Regions from separate parts of the Homo sapiens genome. Here region 2 is linked to region 1. Evidence: read pairs that join two places in POLR2A ChIA-PET (ENCODE). Cell type or tissue: K562. All regions are shown on one strand. Each heading gives the region's core, and the rest is flanking DNA. Links, peaks and the distances in the headings are about the cores only. Region 1 holds the start of ERVH48-1 (endogenous retrovirus group 48 member 1, envelope). Region 2 holds the start of MIR6070 (microRNA 6070).

Region 1 (4,384 bases), core at 262-4,261:
CAGCGGCAAGGCCGATGAGATCGAGTAGGTTTTGGCCGGCTCAGGAAGGGATGGAGGCGGTCCTTGCAGGGGCCGCTCACAGTCCGACTTCCAGTGGGGTCCTCTGCAGAGGGGGCACGGCCTGGGGGGCTTACCTGGGTTTGGGCATTGCCTGGACCGGTGGCCTTCATTGCCACACTTGAAACAGACGCCAGGTGCAGGTGGCTTGCTAGGAGGCTCCCGTGTGGAGCTGCGGCCCCGTGGGCCTGCAGGGCCTCCCGATGGCGGAGGCAAGCATTCGAAACTCTGCCTGTTTTTGCCTTTCACTTTCTTCATCACAATTATTAAAGGCTTTGAGGGCTAAATTGAGAAGGTCTCGTTGTGGGGTTTGAGGGCCATCGTCAAGCTTCTGAAGCTTGAGCTGGATATCAGGGATGGGTTGGGAGATGAACCGAAGGCTTAAGATAGTGGTTCCTTCTGGGCTGGCTGGGTCTAGGTTGGTATATTTTCTCATGGCTTCCATTAAACAAGAGAGGAAAAAGGGCTGGGTTTTCGTCAGGACCTTGGGTGATTTCTAAAAGTTTTTCATAGTTTACCGCTTTATGGGCACACTTTTTGAGTCCTGCAAGGAGACACACAATCATGTGGTCTCGATGGCAGCATCCAAAGGCCCCATCTTGATAATCCCAGTGGGGGTCCTGGCTGGGGACTGCCTCTGTGCCAGCAGGCTGGGCGGCAGCTTGGTGATGAATTGTATCAGCATGTGCCTGAGCTAGGGTCCAGATACGGTCCCAGTCTTCTGGGGTGAGCGTGGAAGAGAGGATAACGTAGAGGTCATGCCAAGTTAGTTCATAAGACTGGGTGAGGTACTGAAACTCTCTAATATAAGAGGCAGGGTATTCTGGAAATAAACCGAGTCTTTTGTGAATTCAAGAGCGATCAGTGAGGGAGAAGGGAACATGAACTCTAATAAGATCTTCAGTTCCTGCTACTTCCCGAAGGGGGCATTCTAGCACAGACGCTGAAGTAAGGGTGGGGCATGGGCCAAAAGCAATGCCTGAATGAGTATAGGCGGGAAAGAAAGAAAAGCCGGAAGTGGTTCCTGCTGAGGGTTTGAAGGGGGAAGGAGGGTTGAGTTAATAGGCAGCAGAGGATAGATAGGAGCGGAAGGTGGCGGGGTGGGTTTACAGGCCTCAGGAGAGAGCGGTGGGGGAGGAGAATGGGTACAGGCAGTGCAAGAATTGTCCTGAGGAGAGGATGGTGTAGGAAAAGAAGTGGATACTCTTGGAGGCAGTGCTGGCTGGGAAGACAAAGAGGAGGCTTAGGGGGTTAAAGAAGACGGTTGAGAGGAAGAGGCAGGGGCTGGAAGGGGTGGACAGCAGTTGGCTGGATCCAACAAGGAAAAAGAGTTAGGGTCGGGAGGAGAACGGCGATCAGGGCGGCGAGAATGGAGGGGGAGGATTTGAACAGGTGAGCAAGAGCAGAGGCCAGGTTGTAATCTGAGTGTGAACAAGGCCTGGATATAAGGAATTTCTCCCCATTTTTCCAGCCGTCAGCAATAATTGCTTAAGTCAGTTAAAATTGTAAAGTCGTATGTTCCATTTGTGGCCCATTTGGACCCACTGTCCAATTTGTACTGTGGCCAGACTGAATTGCAAAAAAAGAACAAGGTGCTTAGAGGGATATCTCGCCTGAGGTCTAAGGTTTGCAGGTTTTTCATGAGGCAGCCTAGAGGGCTGTCCTTTGGAATGGAAGACTGGGAATTTTCCATAATGGAGGGTAGGCTCAGGAGAACGGGAAAAGCAGACCGTCCTGGACAGCCGGAGGGAGACGATAAAAGGAGCGTTTGTCACCGCTGCCTTTTTCATTCCCAGAATGGGATCAACTGGCTTAGAGTCCCCCTAAGACCAGATGATCAGCGAGTGCCTGGCACACACCTTAGCATTTTTTTTTTTTTTTGAGACAGAGTCTTGCTCTGTTACCCAGGCTAGAGTGCAGTGGCGCGATCTCTGCTCACTGCAACCTCCACCTCCCGGGTTCAAGCGATCCTCCTGCCTCAGCCTCCCGAGTAGCTGGGATTACAGGGGCCTGCCACTGTGCCCAGCTAATTTTTGTATTTTTAGTAGAGACGGAGTTTCACCATGTTGACCAGGCTGGTCTCGAACTCCTGATCTCGTGAATCCAACGGCCTTGGCCTCCCAAAGTGCTGGGATTACGGGCGTGAACCACCACGCCCGGCCATGCCATAGCCTTCTTGGACCCATGTTGGATTTTGGGGCTGGAGAAACCAAGAGAGGCCGTGCGGATTTTTCCCTGTTAACCGGGCTCCCAGGAAACTTACCAGTAGGCGAGATCAGTGACCGATGTGCATGCACAGAGAGGCGACTAGAGGCTGAGGAGCTTCCTTTGTCCGGCTGCTGTGGCCTGCTTTCCCAGATGGAGGGGTGGTAGGTCCACTGGGGACGTGGACGGAAGCCCCTCGCAGGTTTCAGGGCCAGCCCCAAGGCTCTTGCATTGGTTGGAACCCGGAGAGCGCGCCAACAGACAACACGAGGCGGTGTGGAGCAACACACTGTTTTAATAAGCACCTGGATGCAGACAGACTGAGGCCTAGAATGGCATCAGCCCCAAGTGAGGAGGGGGCAGGGCTTTTATAGTTCTCTGTAAACAGGAATTGTCCCAGCCTGACGTGACTGCTATGTAGTACGCGGACGGCCTCCCCCTTGATCTTCAGAGAGTATGTGTCTTCCAGCCAGCTCTTTTCCTGCCTCTGCTATCTTGCTGCTGGTGCAAGTTTGAGCGTTGGGACTGGGCCTGAGGAGGAGGAGTTACTCATTCCCTCAAGCTTTCAGGCCCCTGGGAGAATCTTTCAATCAGGACTTCCTGAGGCGGTGTCACAGGTCCCTGCCCAACCTTGGCAAAATAAACTTTCTAAATTAACAAGAGACCTGTCTCAGCCGGGCACGGTGGCTCACACCTGTAATCCCAGCACTTTGGGAGGCCCAGGCGGGCAGATCACGAGGTCAGGAGATCGAGACCGTCCTGGCTAACACGGTGAAACCCCGTCTCTACTAAAAATACAAAAAATTAGCCGGGCATGGTTGCAGGCGCCTGTAGTCCCAGCTACTTGGGAGGCTGAGCCAGGAGAATGGCCTGAACCCGGGAGGCAGAGCTTGCAGTGAGCGGAGATCGCGCCACCGCACTCCAGCCTGGACGACAGAGCGAGCCTCCATCTCAAAAAAAAAAACCTGTCTCAGATTTTCCACATCCGCACCCAAAATGGCATCAAACTCCTGGCCTCAAGTAACCCATCTGCCTCGGCCTCCCAAAGCGCTGGGATTACAGGCGTGAGCCATTGTGCCTGGCCTCAAGTGGGATTTTTTTTTTTAATTCTGAGACAGAGTCTAACTCTATTGCCCAGGCTGGACTGCAGTGGTGCCATCTTGGCTCAGTGCAACCTCCATCTCCCGGGTTCAAGCGATTGTCCTGCCTCAGCCTCCTGAGTACCTGGGATTACATGTGCACGCCATCACGCCCAGCTAATTTTTTTTTTTTTTTTTTTTTTTTTTTTTTTGGTAGAGATGGGGTTTAGCCATGTTGGCCAGGCTGGTCTCAAACTCCTGACCTCAAATGACCTCAAATGACCTCAAATGATCTGGCCTGCCTTGGCCTCCCAAAGAGCTGAAATTATAGGCATGAGCCATCCGCACCTGCCCACAAGTGGGTTTTTTGTTTTTTGTTTCTTGGTTTTTTTTTTTTTTTTTTTTTTTGAGACGGAGTCTCGCTCTGTCGCCCAGGCTGGAGTGCAGTGGCGCGATCTCGGCTCACTGCAAGCTCCGCCTCCCGGGTTCCCGCCATTCTCCTGCCTCAGCCTCCCGAGTAGCTGGGACTACAGGCACCCGCCACCACGCCCGGCTAATTTTTTTGTATTTTTAGTAGAGACGGGGTTTCACTGTGTTAGCCAGGAGGGTCTCAATTTCCTGACCTCGTGATCCGCCCGCCTCTCCTGCCGAAGTGCTGGGATTACAGGCGTGAGTCACCGCGCCCGGCCAACAAGTGGATTTTTAAAGGAAAAAAGAGGCAGTTGCTAAATTCCTCGCCAACAATTTACATTAAAATACATAAGCGATTTATTGGCTTGTTCTTTGTATCACAAATTCCACAAATTTAGAAACGTGATTGTAATGAGTGAAGCAGGTATTCAGGGACTACATGGCTAAACAATTGCGCTGGGCATGGGTGGAGGGCACGAGTGAAGTCCCGAGCTCAGGTCTCTCTGTGCAAGCCTAGCAGAGCACAGAACGCTCTGGGCTATCTTTTCACCTAGGGAATACTGTGGGCGGGACAAATCTGGGGTTATAGACAAGCTGGGGACGGCTGTGCCTCGCTGGGGGACTGACACAGG
Region 2 (4,384 bases), core at 188-4,187, 690 kb after region 1:
ATCTCTGGGTCTAAGGTACTAACTGCTGAAAATGAGTGACCTTCGATCATGAAAGTGGCAGTGAAAGTGTAGTTCCCCAGAGAGAGGCAAGCTATACACAAGGCAGGGGGAGGCCAGGAAGAAAAGAGGCTGATTTATAGTATGAGAAAGGTCTTGGGGCTCCAGAGGACTCAAGGGTGGGCGTTAGTGAAGTGGGGGAGGTGAAAAGAGGGGAGAAGAGTGCCTTGGAGATGTGGTGAGACGGAACAAGCCATGAGCATGTTGGAAGGCAGCCAAAGATCCCAGGGGGAAGGCCCCTCTCAGGCTGGTGCATGCTGAGATCCCGAGTCAGGATAGAGGGTAAACACGCGGCTTTGCTCAGTGGCCAAATGGAAGACTGCCAAGAAAGTCAGTGAATGGCTCTGAAGGCAATTCTCCCCATCTCCCACTGCAATCAACAAGAGCTCACCAGGACCCAAAGGCACAGAGCTCCAGGGACTGGAACCGGAGAGGCTAGAAGTGACCCAGCCCTCACACACAGCTTTGCCTTGGAAGTTGAAGGGGGACTTTAGCTGGCCCATAAATATGGACCTTGTACAGACCACAGAAGCAAAAGAGGCAATGGATTAGTATCCAGAACACACAAAGACCTACAGCAGATCACTAAGAAAAATGCAGCCCAACAGGAAAGTGGGCACAAGACACAGACAGGTGACTCAAAGGAAAAACTGGAATGGTACAAACATGTGAAGAGCCTCAACCTCACTGGCAATCTAAATCTGAAGGAAGGGAGAGAAGGACAAAGACAGACAGATGATAGGTGGATGATAAAAATACTCTTTAAGGCCAGGTCCAGTGGCTCACGCTGTAATCCCAACATTCTGGGAGGCTGAGGCAGGTGGATCACTTGAGCTTAGGAGTTTGAGACAAGCCTGGGCAACAAGGTGAGACCCTGTCTCTACAAAAAATACCAAAAAAAAAAAAAAAATTAGCTGCGCATGGTGGCGTGCAGAGTAGCTGGGACCCCAGTTACTTGGGAGGCTGGGATGGGAGGATCACTTGAGCCCCAGAGGTCGCGGCTGCAGTGAGCCGTGATTGCACCACTGCACTCCAGCCTGGGTAACACAGCAAGACCCTGTCTCTCCCCCTCTTCCCCCGGCACCTCTCTCTCCATATACACATATATTTTTTCTCTTTAGAGGAATATAATAAATAGCAAAGTGCTGACAAGGACGTGGGAAACACGAACACTGACATGGTGCAGGTAGAAATGTACACTATGGTGACCAATTTGGCAGTATCTTATCAAATTGAAAATGTCCATGTACTACTTCTCAAATATTTCCTCTGGGAAAACTCCTGGAGAACTCTCAGACAGGTTAGCAAAGAGTTTATCAAGGATGCTCACTACGGCATTATATTTGTCAAGTAAAACCCGAAAGTAACTTAAATGCCCATCAGTCAGGGAAGGATAATCCAAATATTACATCTCCTTTGATGCAAGGTACTTAAAAGGAATGAACTAGATCCACAAGCAATTTGTAAAATTATACCCCCAAACAAAACCATCTATGCCAGCCTGGGCAACATGGAGAGACCCCGTCTCTACAAAAAAATTTTTAAAATTTAACAATTAGCCAGGCATGGTGGCATGCACTGACGGTCCCAGCTGCTCAGAAGGCTGAGCTGGGAGGATAACTTAAGCCTAAGAGGTCGAGGCTGCAGTGAGCCATGTTCATACCACTGTGCTCCAGCCTGGGTTACAAAGCAAGACTCTGTCTCAAAAAAAAAATTTTTTTTGCATATATGTTACACTGTATTATATGTATTATGTATGTATAGATATTTGTTAGCACAAAATATTAAAATGGACTAGAAAGCTTGGTTCTGGATAAGATGGCCTGAACACACCCTCCAGTCTCGCTTCCACTGAATGCAGCTATAAATTCCAAAGAGAATACATGAAGCAGCTATTTGAGGACTCTGAAAAGTAAACAGTAGCAGGCAGATAGGGGAAGAAGATCAAAATTTTAAGAACCACTAAACCAGCAGAGAGTTTACCACTTTTTCCTTTAGTGTCCCTGGCCTGGACTCGAGGGAGCTCCAAAACCCAAAAGTAGCCCTGAGCCACACAGAGAGCACCAGGAGAAGGTCTCTAGTGAGGCTCAAGGAGTGGGAAAGGGGTCTCCTGCCAGCAACCAAGCACGGTAGCAGTGGGGACATCCCCCAGGTAACTCAAACTCTGGGGGAAAGGAATTTTTTCCTTACACCTGAAAGCTCTAAGAGCTTCTCAACTCCTGCCGCAGGGCGGGATGAGGGCAGAGTTGCAGGCACTTGGACACAGCAGGGTATATGAAGCCCCAGCATTCCAGGTGGGGGACTGAAAAAGGCAGTCCCAGGTAACTAAAGTGTACCCAGAGAGTTAACAGCTCAGAAAAGTGACCCCAAAAAGTTGTTTATAAATTCCTGGCCTCATCCCAAGTTGTGCCTGTGTGGATCTGATCATAAACAGTATCTGAAAGACTCTGAACCTAAGATCCAGACCACCCAGGTCTCAGACTGGCCACTGGGCGGCACTCACGAGGGGCAGTTCCAATAGCACTGTAAAGACTCTGAAAACAGGACGACACACTGAAACCAAACAGAGAAAAGGCTGGCTGGAATCTGACCCAAAGGGGTTGACTGCCTGTGAAAATATAAACACCAGCATTTCCCAAGGATTTAAACAAGACCAGTGATCACGTAAATGTCCAGGATAAATCCAAAATTACTTGGCATATGAAGAAACAGGAAAATCTCAACTCTCATGGGAAAAAACAATCAAGAGACACCGAGGCCAGGATGACACAGGTGTTGGAAGCACCTGGCACAGACTTTACAGAAGCTCTTACTTTTTAAAAGTGCTAGGCCGGGCGCAGGGGCTCACGCCTGTAATCCCAGCACTTTGGGAGGCCAAGGCGGGTGGATCACGAGGTCAGGAGATTGAGACCATCCTGGCTAACACGGTGAAACCCCGTCTCTACTAAAAATACAAAAAATTAGCTGGGCGTGGTGGCGGGCGCCTGTAGTCCCAGCTACTTGGAAGGCTGAGGCAGGAGAATGGTGTGAACCCGGGAGGCGGAGCTTGCAGTGAGCCGAGATCACGCCACTGCACTCCAGCCCGGGTGACAGAGCAAGACTCCGTCTCAAAAAAAAAAAAAAAAAAAAAAGTGCTCCACAGCAGGGGATGGTGGCACATGCCTGTAGTCCCAGCTACTCAGGAGGCTGAGGTGGAAGGATTATTTGAACGCCTAGGAGTTTGAGGCCAGCCTAGGCAAGGTCTGTAGAGACTCGGTCTCTTTAAAAAAATAATTAAAAAATAAAGATGCTCTAAGAAGTCAAAGGCAACACTCAGAACGAACAGTGTGAGTGGCAGAATCCTACACTGCCCCTCTCCCCAAGATTTCCTGCCCTAATCTCTGGGACTATAAATTATCACACGCTGATTATGTCATTGCCTGGAAAAGAGGATTCTGTAGATGTAATTAAGGTTACTAACCAGCTGACTCAAGAGTTAATCAAAAGGAGTTTATCCAGGTATGCCTCATCTAAACACACAAATCTATAAGAAGCAGAGTTTTTGCCTTCTTGAAGTAAACTTTTTAACAAAAGAATAAAAGCAGAGAGAGTTTCATCTTGCTGGTAGCAGAAGAGGAAGTCTCAGAGACTGGAAACGTGGGAAGGATTCAATGAGCGACTGTGGCTTGAAGATGGGGTCCCTGTGAGAAGCAATGCAAGCTGCCTCAGCAGCTGACCCACAGCTGACCAGCCAGCTGGGAAACAGGGAACTCGCTCCTAGAAACCAAGACACTGGACTCTACCAGCCACTTCAAAGTGCCCAGAAGCAGATTCCTCCCCTAGATTCTCTGAAAAGATCCCACCCTGGAAAACACCTCACTTTTGACCTATGCAGAGAACCTCTCAAACCCACTCAGACTTCTGACTTGCCAAACTATGAAATAATAAATGGTGTTGTTTTAGCCACCAAGTTGGTGATAATTTGTTACATAAAAATAGAAAACAAATACAGATTTTAGTAGCTGGAAGACAGATACCTATTTAAATTCATTTTGACATACCCATGAAGTACCATGTGATAATACTGGGACTCACTGATTGCTCTAAGGTGAGAACATTCCTTCCTTAAATTTATTTTCTAAAATGCTATTTAAGAGACAGTGCACGCCCTTAACTTCTCCAGGAATTTATTTCTTCTAGTTTTTAAAACTACCACCAAAATTAACTGTGTTTACTTGAAGAGAGGCCCAATCAGCACAGTCTAATTAATATGTAAATAGAATTAACTTTTTAACATTATCCACCATACACTTTGAGTTTGGTACACTGTCCTGGCTTCAAGTCTCCC

The links. Peaks named below come from ENCODE experiments on the same cell type or tissue, not always from the same donor. Only the 100,000 strongest peaks of a DNase experiment are listed, where the experiment ranks them.
Region 2: POLR2A ChIA-PET joins it to region 1 with 5 read pairs; 1 of 35 experiments calls an interaction of 5 or more read pairs at or near these places.

The regions. Positions count from the first base shown.
Region 1 is chr21:42,923,026-42,927,409 of GRCh38, forward strand. ERVH48-1 (endogenous retrovirus group 48 member 1, envelope) reads right to left here and starts at 2,605. Exons shown (of 2, transcript NM_001308491.2): 1 at 2,321-2,605. RefSeq lists enhancers at 2,740-3,261, 3,262-3,783. In K562, for the core only: a CTCF peak has its summit at 988; DNase peaks (open chromatin) are centred at 1,076 and 2,736.
Region 2 is chr21:43,609,485-43,613,868 of GRCh38, forward strand. It overlaps HSF2BP (heat shock transcription factor 2 binding protein), which reads right to left. Exons shown (of 9, transcript NM_007031.2): 7 at 4,346-4,384. It overlaps MIR6070 (microRNA 6070), which reads right to left and starts at 505; the gene lies at 403-505. In K562, for the core only: a CTCF peak has its summit at 2,555 (motif pointing right); a DNase peak (open chromatin) is centred at 2,537; H3K27me3 peaks cover 450 bases.